2 separate regions of the Homo sapiens genome follow, and region 1 is linked to region 2. Evidence: chromatin contacts called from ENCODE Hi-C or POLR2A ChIA-PET data. All regions are on one chromosome and are shown on one strand. Each heading gives the region's core, a stretch centred on a gene start or an enhancer-like site at or near the end of the contact. The rest is flanking DNA. Distances are from core to core; before and after follow the strand shown. Region 1 overlaps CDK19 (cyclin dependent kinase 19). Region 2 overlaps CDK19 (cyclin dependent kinase 19).

What was found. A loop is a pair of places that touch in the nucleus more often than their neighbours do. ChIA-PET counts read pairs that join two places held with the same protein, here RNA polymerase II (POLR2A). Pooled maps may share reads with other maps.
Region 1: a map of HepG2 shows a loop between it and region 2 (2.3-fold over the local background). The contact joins two enhancer-like sites. A Hi-C loop is called at or near these places in 2 of 168 maps with a recorded cell type or tissue (Caco-2 and HepG2) and 3 of 50 pooled maps. POLR2A ChIA-PET finds 5 or more read pairs at or near these places in 3 of 52 experiments (Panc1, RWPE1 and activated CD4-positive, alpha-beta T cell).

Annotation. Positions count from the first base shown.
Region 1 is chr6:110,737,429-110,740,579 of GRCh38, forward strand. The region is part of intron 2 of CDK19 (cyclin dependent kinase 19); the gene reads right to left. Among named protein-coding and RNA genes, the nearest start is that of CDK19, 76 kb to the right of the region's middle. Within about 2 kb of position 1,688, at least 2 of the 41 ENCODE cell types and tissues checked have a DNase peak (open chromatin) inside an H3K27ac peak, as active enhancers do.
Region 2 is chr6:110,680,605-110,684,090 of GRCh38, forward strand. All of the region lies in intron 2 of CDK19 (cyclin dependent kinase 19), which reads right to left. Among named protein-coding and RNA genes, the nearest start is that of CDK19, 130 kb to the right of the region's middle. Within about 2 kb of position 1,926, at least 7 of the 41 ENCODE cell types and tissues checked have a DNase peak (open chromatin) inside an H3K27ac peak, as active enhancers do.

The sequences.
Region 1 (3,151 bases), core at 438-2,937, 57 kb after region 2:
TCTTCTCATAGGAAACATAGTAGCTTGAAAAATAGTCCAATAGGTGTATACATACACACACACACACATCTTCCAAGAGTCTCATGACTTAACAGGCATAGTAGAGCAGACAACAGACAGATACACGATAGGACTGGAGGTTCTATTTGCTCGCTGGCTCCTTGTACCTTTTCAGGTCTTAAAAGGAAATAAAAAATGCTACAGTGTAGTTCCTCCCTAGGCACTGACCTTGTATTAGTTTCCCAGAATCCTCCTAAAATAATAGCAAACTCCAATCCCAAACTCTTACAAGATTTCATTTTTAAGTATAGGAGTTGGCAGAAAGTCTTTATTTTGCCAAGGAAGCTAAATATATATTTGAGAAAAATATTAACTATCACCATATATTGCAAGGAAAAAAAACCCACATTTTTCATAAGGAAATATCCATGCTGAGTCTTCAACTCCAAAAGTAAAATTTTTGTTTGTTTTTAAGGAAAACACAAGGATCACACCAAAGAACAGATCTTGCTCAAGGGAAATTTCACATTTACTTAGTTCTATTCTCTTAACACCATACCAAATTTTAAAGAAAATAACTGTTACAGAACATCATGTTAAAAGTCTGAAAAAAAAATTCTTTTTCTACTTTGAGTGTTTTTTACAAAAATCTCAGTACTAAACTTTGATTTTGTCCCTTTCACAGAAAAGGTAAAATACTTGATTCACACATCTATTTCCACTAATCTATACTTTCATAAAGTTGCACGCATATTTAAAAAGAAAAAGAAACTTGCACTCAGTGTAAAACATAAAAACAAGCCAGGTGTGGTGGCTCATGTCTGTAATCACAGCACTTTGGAAGGCCAAGGTGACCAGATCACTTGAGGTCAGGAGTTCGAGACCAGCCTGGCCAACACGGTGAAACCCCATCTCTGCTAAAAATACAAAAAAAAAAAAAAATTAGCCAGGGATGGTGGCACATGCTTGTAATCCCAGCTACTCAGGAGACTGAGGCAGGAAAATCACTTGAACCTGGGAGGCGGAGGTTGCAGTGAGCCGAGATCGCGCCACTGCACTCCAGCCTGGGTGACAGAGCAAGACTCTGTCTCAAAAATAAATAAATAAACAACCAAACAAAATATAAAAACAACTGAGATAATGTAATTAAATAATCTTAATAAAACTAAATAGATATTTCTCACTATACATATAATTTAATAAAATAATTTTAAGCTTGGTAGAAATTAAATTAAAAAGAATTAGAGCCTTGGCTTATAGACATTTTAGAGTTTTTCTCAGAGGAATCCTCAGCAAACATACATTCTATCAATTCCACTTCATAAATTTAAAAAAGCAAAGGTTTATTCCTTTATGCCAAGAGGAAAGTTCCAAGGATTCCACTGAAGTTTACAAAGCAGCCTGCTACACCACCATGGTGGCAAGAGAGGAAAAGAAAGAAAGAAGGAAAAGTGCTGCTCCACTCCACCCTGCCTGCTGGGCACTATGTGGAAGAACTGCAAGTGACAGCCCCTTTCAGCTGATCCTGCCTCTCACCACAGAAACATCAATGCTGGGATATTGATGGATATATACACTGAGAAAGAACTGAGCAGAGGTGAATGAGGAAGTGGAGTTAATCAGCAACCCAAGCCAGACTGCTGCTGCCAGCAGTCTGAAGAAGTCAGTATTTCCCTATTTCTCTTCCCTCCTCAATAAACTGAATGTTTATGCCCCTTGCCCTCCCAAATTCGTATGTTGAAATCCTAAACCCTAACCAAAGTGATGATATTAGGACATGAGGCCTCTGGGAGGTGACTAGGTCACGAGGACAGAGCCCTCATGAATGGAATTAGTTCCCTTATGTAAGAGAGCCGAGAGAAATGGTTGGCTTTCCACCATGTGGAGACACAGGGAGAAGACAGCCGTCCATCTGTGAACTAGGAAGTGGACCCTTACCAGACACTGAATGGGCCAGACACTGAATGGGCCTTGATCCTGGACTTCCCAGCCTCCAGAATTGTTAGAAATAGGTGTTTATAAGCCACCAAGTCTATGGTATTTTGTTATGACAGCCCAAACAGACTAAGACACCTCCTCAACCTATGCCCTTCACCCTACTTCCCCCTAATTTTCCCTTCAGCCACTCTTCACTTCATTTGGAAATATCTCGATGTTGTTAGAAGTACTCAGGAGTAATAATATTTTATTGTATTTTATATATATACATTTTTTTTTTTGAGATGGGGTTCTCACTCTGTCACCCAGGCTGGAGTGTAGTGGTGCAATCGTAACTCACTGTAACCTCTAACTCCTGGACTCAAGCAATCCTCCCACCTCAGCCTCCCAGGTAGCTAGGACTACAGGTGAGTGCCACTATGCCCAGCTAATTATTATTATTATTATTATTATTATAGAGACAGGGTCTCACAATATTGTCCAGGCTGATCTCAAACTCTTGGCCTCAAGCAATCATCCCACCTCAGTCTCCCAAAGTGCTGGGATTACAGGTGGGGGCCACCACACCTAGACTCAAGGGTAATAATCTTATAATCTTTATATCCTACAAAACTAGAATGATTAATAAATTTGAAATTTATATTTGTATTATTCCAGATTAAATTATATTTCATGAAAATTAATGGACTCTCTGCTCTTGTGGGGGGAAAAATTCTCTGTATTTTTGCAAAGAAAAAAGTCTAGAAGAATATACAAAAAAAAAATGATTACTTTTGAGTGTTGACATAACAGGTACTTTTACCAGCCTTTTTCTATATTGTCTGCTAATTTTACGACAAACATATTTTAATCTCATAATCGCAAAACAAATTAATGGTTGAATTAATAGCATTTACCACGTTTTCAACCTACCAACCTTAAGATCACAGAGGCCACAAATGTAATAGACTTCATATTAGAACTTCCCTGTAATCCCAGGCTAAAAATGCTGACGTTCACATGATCCTGGTATTTTAATCACCCAGAATTACTTCCTGTTGTGGCATAATGTAAAGTGTAAAGCACTGTACAAAGGTATGAGGTTATAATTAGCCTTTGGTCAATAAGGTTCAAATGAAATTAAAACGTGACATGACATTCTTTTTTAGTGAGACGAGGTAATAACACATTTCATTCTTAAACGTTTTTCCTTTCTGTAAACTTGTACTTCTTC
Region 2 (3,486 bases), core at 676-3,175:
AGTAAATTATGGTAAATAGCCACATATTGTAGCCTCAAATATATATACTAAAATATTTTAATTACTCGAGGAAAGACTATAACGTTGTGATATAATGTAAAAGGACCACAGGCTGGGTGCAGTGGCTCACACCTGTTATCCCAGCACTTTGGGAGGCCGAGGTGGACAGATCACTTGAAGCCAGGAGTTCGAGGCCAGCCTGGACAACATGGCAAAACCCCGTCCCTACTAAAAATACAAAAATTAGCCACGTGTGGTGGTATATGCCTGTAATCCCAGCTACTCAGGAGGCTGAGGCAGGAGAATCACTTGAACCTGGGAAGCAGAAGTTGCAGTGAGCAGAGATCGTCCCACTGCACTCCAGCCTGGGCAACAGAGTGAGACTCTGTCTCAAAATAAATAAATAAATAAAATAAAATAAAATATAAAGAGATATAAATAACAGAAAATGGGCTGGGCGTGGTGGCTCACACCTGTAATGCCAGCAGTCTGGGAGGCCGAAGCAGGCAGATCACTTGATGTCTTGAGATCAGGAGTTCACGACTGGCCTGGCCAACACGATGAAACCCCGTCTCTACTAAAAATACAAAAATCAGCCGAGCGTGGTACCGCATGCCTGTAGTCCCAGCTACTCGAGAGACTAAGGCAGGACAATCGCTTGAACCCGGGAGACAGAGGTTGCAGTGAGCCAAGATCGCACCACTGCACTTCAGCCTGGGCACCAGAGTGAGACTCTGTCTCAAAAAAACAAAAAACAAACAGAAATATGCCAAAACATTAACAATAGTTATTTCTGGGTGTGAGATTATGCATAATTTATATTTCTATTTTTTCTATTTTACAAGTTTTCTTCAATGAGCATTACTCTTATAATTTAAAAACAAATACATACACACACCAGAAGACAGAACTTTCCAGAAATCCACCTACCAAAATAAGACACTATCATACTATCTCAGCTTCTTTTTACATGGTTATCTGAGAAGGGACACAGTGAAAGGAGATGGCCATACTTGTACTTTCCCCATCTCTTGGCAAAATCAGATTTTACCAACGGACTTTAATCTCTTGTCTAACAAATGTTTGTTCAACATGACATCATACAACTACAAATACGTGTAATCATACTTAAACAGCAATTAAGTAGACCATTATTTTCCTGTGTCTCATATTATATGATAACATCTTCCATGCCAGATACTCACAGCATAGTAACATGATCCCACTGGAGCCTAATGAAGAATGTTCAATGAACATGCCAATATTTTATCTGAGCTCCTTTCAAAGCATGTAAGTAGCTATTTTTAAAGTGTCCACTTTTCACTGTCCTAAATGTAAAATAATCTACAGTTAGAATTCTAAACTTTCTCTAGATCCTGACTCAATTTAGAGAGTCTGTACTAGACTAAAAATTCCAGAATCCATTCGTATTTTTATGTATACATCTTTCTTCCCTTTTCACTTTCTGTTCTCCAAGTCTATGATGCCCTCATGGGTCCCTGACTCCTTTTTCAAGGGCATTCTGAATGGAAAGATCCTCTTATACTTCAATTACTCACTTATCTCAAAGTAAATCCAATTTTCTATTCTTTTTTGATCTCTTTTAAGTAACAGTGTGATTCATTTGACCATCAATCTTTCCCCTCAGTGAGAACAGTATCACCGACTTTATTTTAGAAAGCACTGAGTATCATTTTTTAAAATGTCTTAACACCTCTTTCCCCTTCCCAAAGAACTGAAGGTAAATGAAGTAGGGTGTTTTATGGCAAATAGGAGATTTGCCTAATTCCAAAATGTTCCAATACTCCTAAAACTGTAAATTAAGAATTAGTATTTGAAAGTTGACACTTTCACACCTACGACAGGCCTTTTGGAAGCTGCTCTTTATAAACACATGAGATTCATCATAACCTTCCAGCAGGTGGCACTCATACTCTGAAAAGGGGTCTGTACAGACTAACACAGCTCTGGTTCAAGGTGGCCCTAAATCTTCTGCTTCATTTTACTTCAGTGACACTTCCTGGTTACCAGTCATAAGCTCCAGGGAGGTCAATGTTCCCCTTTGCCACCCAGTTGAAATGACAGTGAGGCAGTAAGTAAAATGCAAAAAATATAGGTTTTAGAATCAGAGGCTGAGTTTGAATCCTGTCTTACTAGCAGCAGTTAAGACATAAGGCAAGTTGCTTAACTCTTCTGAATCTCATAGAAGAATAAGATGTCTACTTACAAACATAAACAGTTTCCACAAAGAATAAATTAATATAAATAGATTAAATACACAGCACAGTGGGCCAGGCACGGTGGCTCACACCTCTAATCCTGGCACTCTGGGAGGCCAAGGCAGGTGGATCACCTGAGGTCAGGAGTTCGAGACCAGCCTGGCCAATATGGTGAAACCCAATCTCTACTAAAAATACAAAAATTAGCCAGGCATGGTGGTGGGCGCCTGTAGTCCCAGCTACTCGGGAGGCTGAGGCAGGAGAATCACTTGAACCCAGGAGGCGGAGGTTGCAGTGAGTCAAGATGGTGCCACTGCACTCCAGCCTGGGCAACAGAGCAAGACTGTCTCCAAAAAAAAAAAAAAAAAAAAAAAGTACATAGCACGATGCTTGGAACGAATTAAGCATTTGACAAATTATAGCTTTTATTATCATTTTTAACCACCACTATTTGCAAGAATGTTATGAAGAGTAAATCGGATAATCCAGGTAGAATGCCTGGCATTGTTCTTGATAAACAGTGGCTGTTGTCATTGTTGTACTTAAGTGAAAATTTCAATGCTAACCACTCCGGTTAGCTTTGACATCAGAGATACTTAGAGAGTGAGGCTGAGTTGGAAAATGCCACAGCATTTCCTTGCCAAAGTCCATGAAACACCCACTTAGTAGTTTCTATAATAATAAAATGGCTATATGAAAGTTATTTCCTTTCCCATTTTTCAACAATCTGGTTTCATTTTCTCTCTGACTTTTAAATTCTGCATGTACTTGGTCTAAGAGAGATATCTGAAACCAAGTAAGCTTTGCGATAAATAAGAAATTCACATCTCCTTGACTATGAGAGCATACCTATTCTTTTTTAGTATAAGTATTTAATCTTTTTTTTTTTTTTTTTTGGAGACAGAGTCTCACTCTGTTGCCAGGCTGGAGTACAGTGGCGTGATCTCAGCTCACTGCAACCTCCACTTCCCGGGTTGAAGTGATTCTCCTGCCTCAGCCTCCCGAGTAGCTGGGATCACAGACACATGCCACCATGTCTAGCTCATTTTTTGTATTTTTTTTTTTTTTAGTGGAGATGGGGTTTCACCTTGGCCAGGCTAGTCTCAAATTCCTGACCTCAGGTGATCCACCTGCCTCAGCCTCCCAAAGTGCCGAGAATACAGGCATGAGCCACCATGCCCAGCCTTAATCTTTTATTAACATATCCCATGAGAAAATTGGATATACTTCTTATAAATCAAGGGCACTCTGAATATACACAATTTAA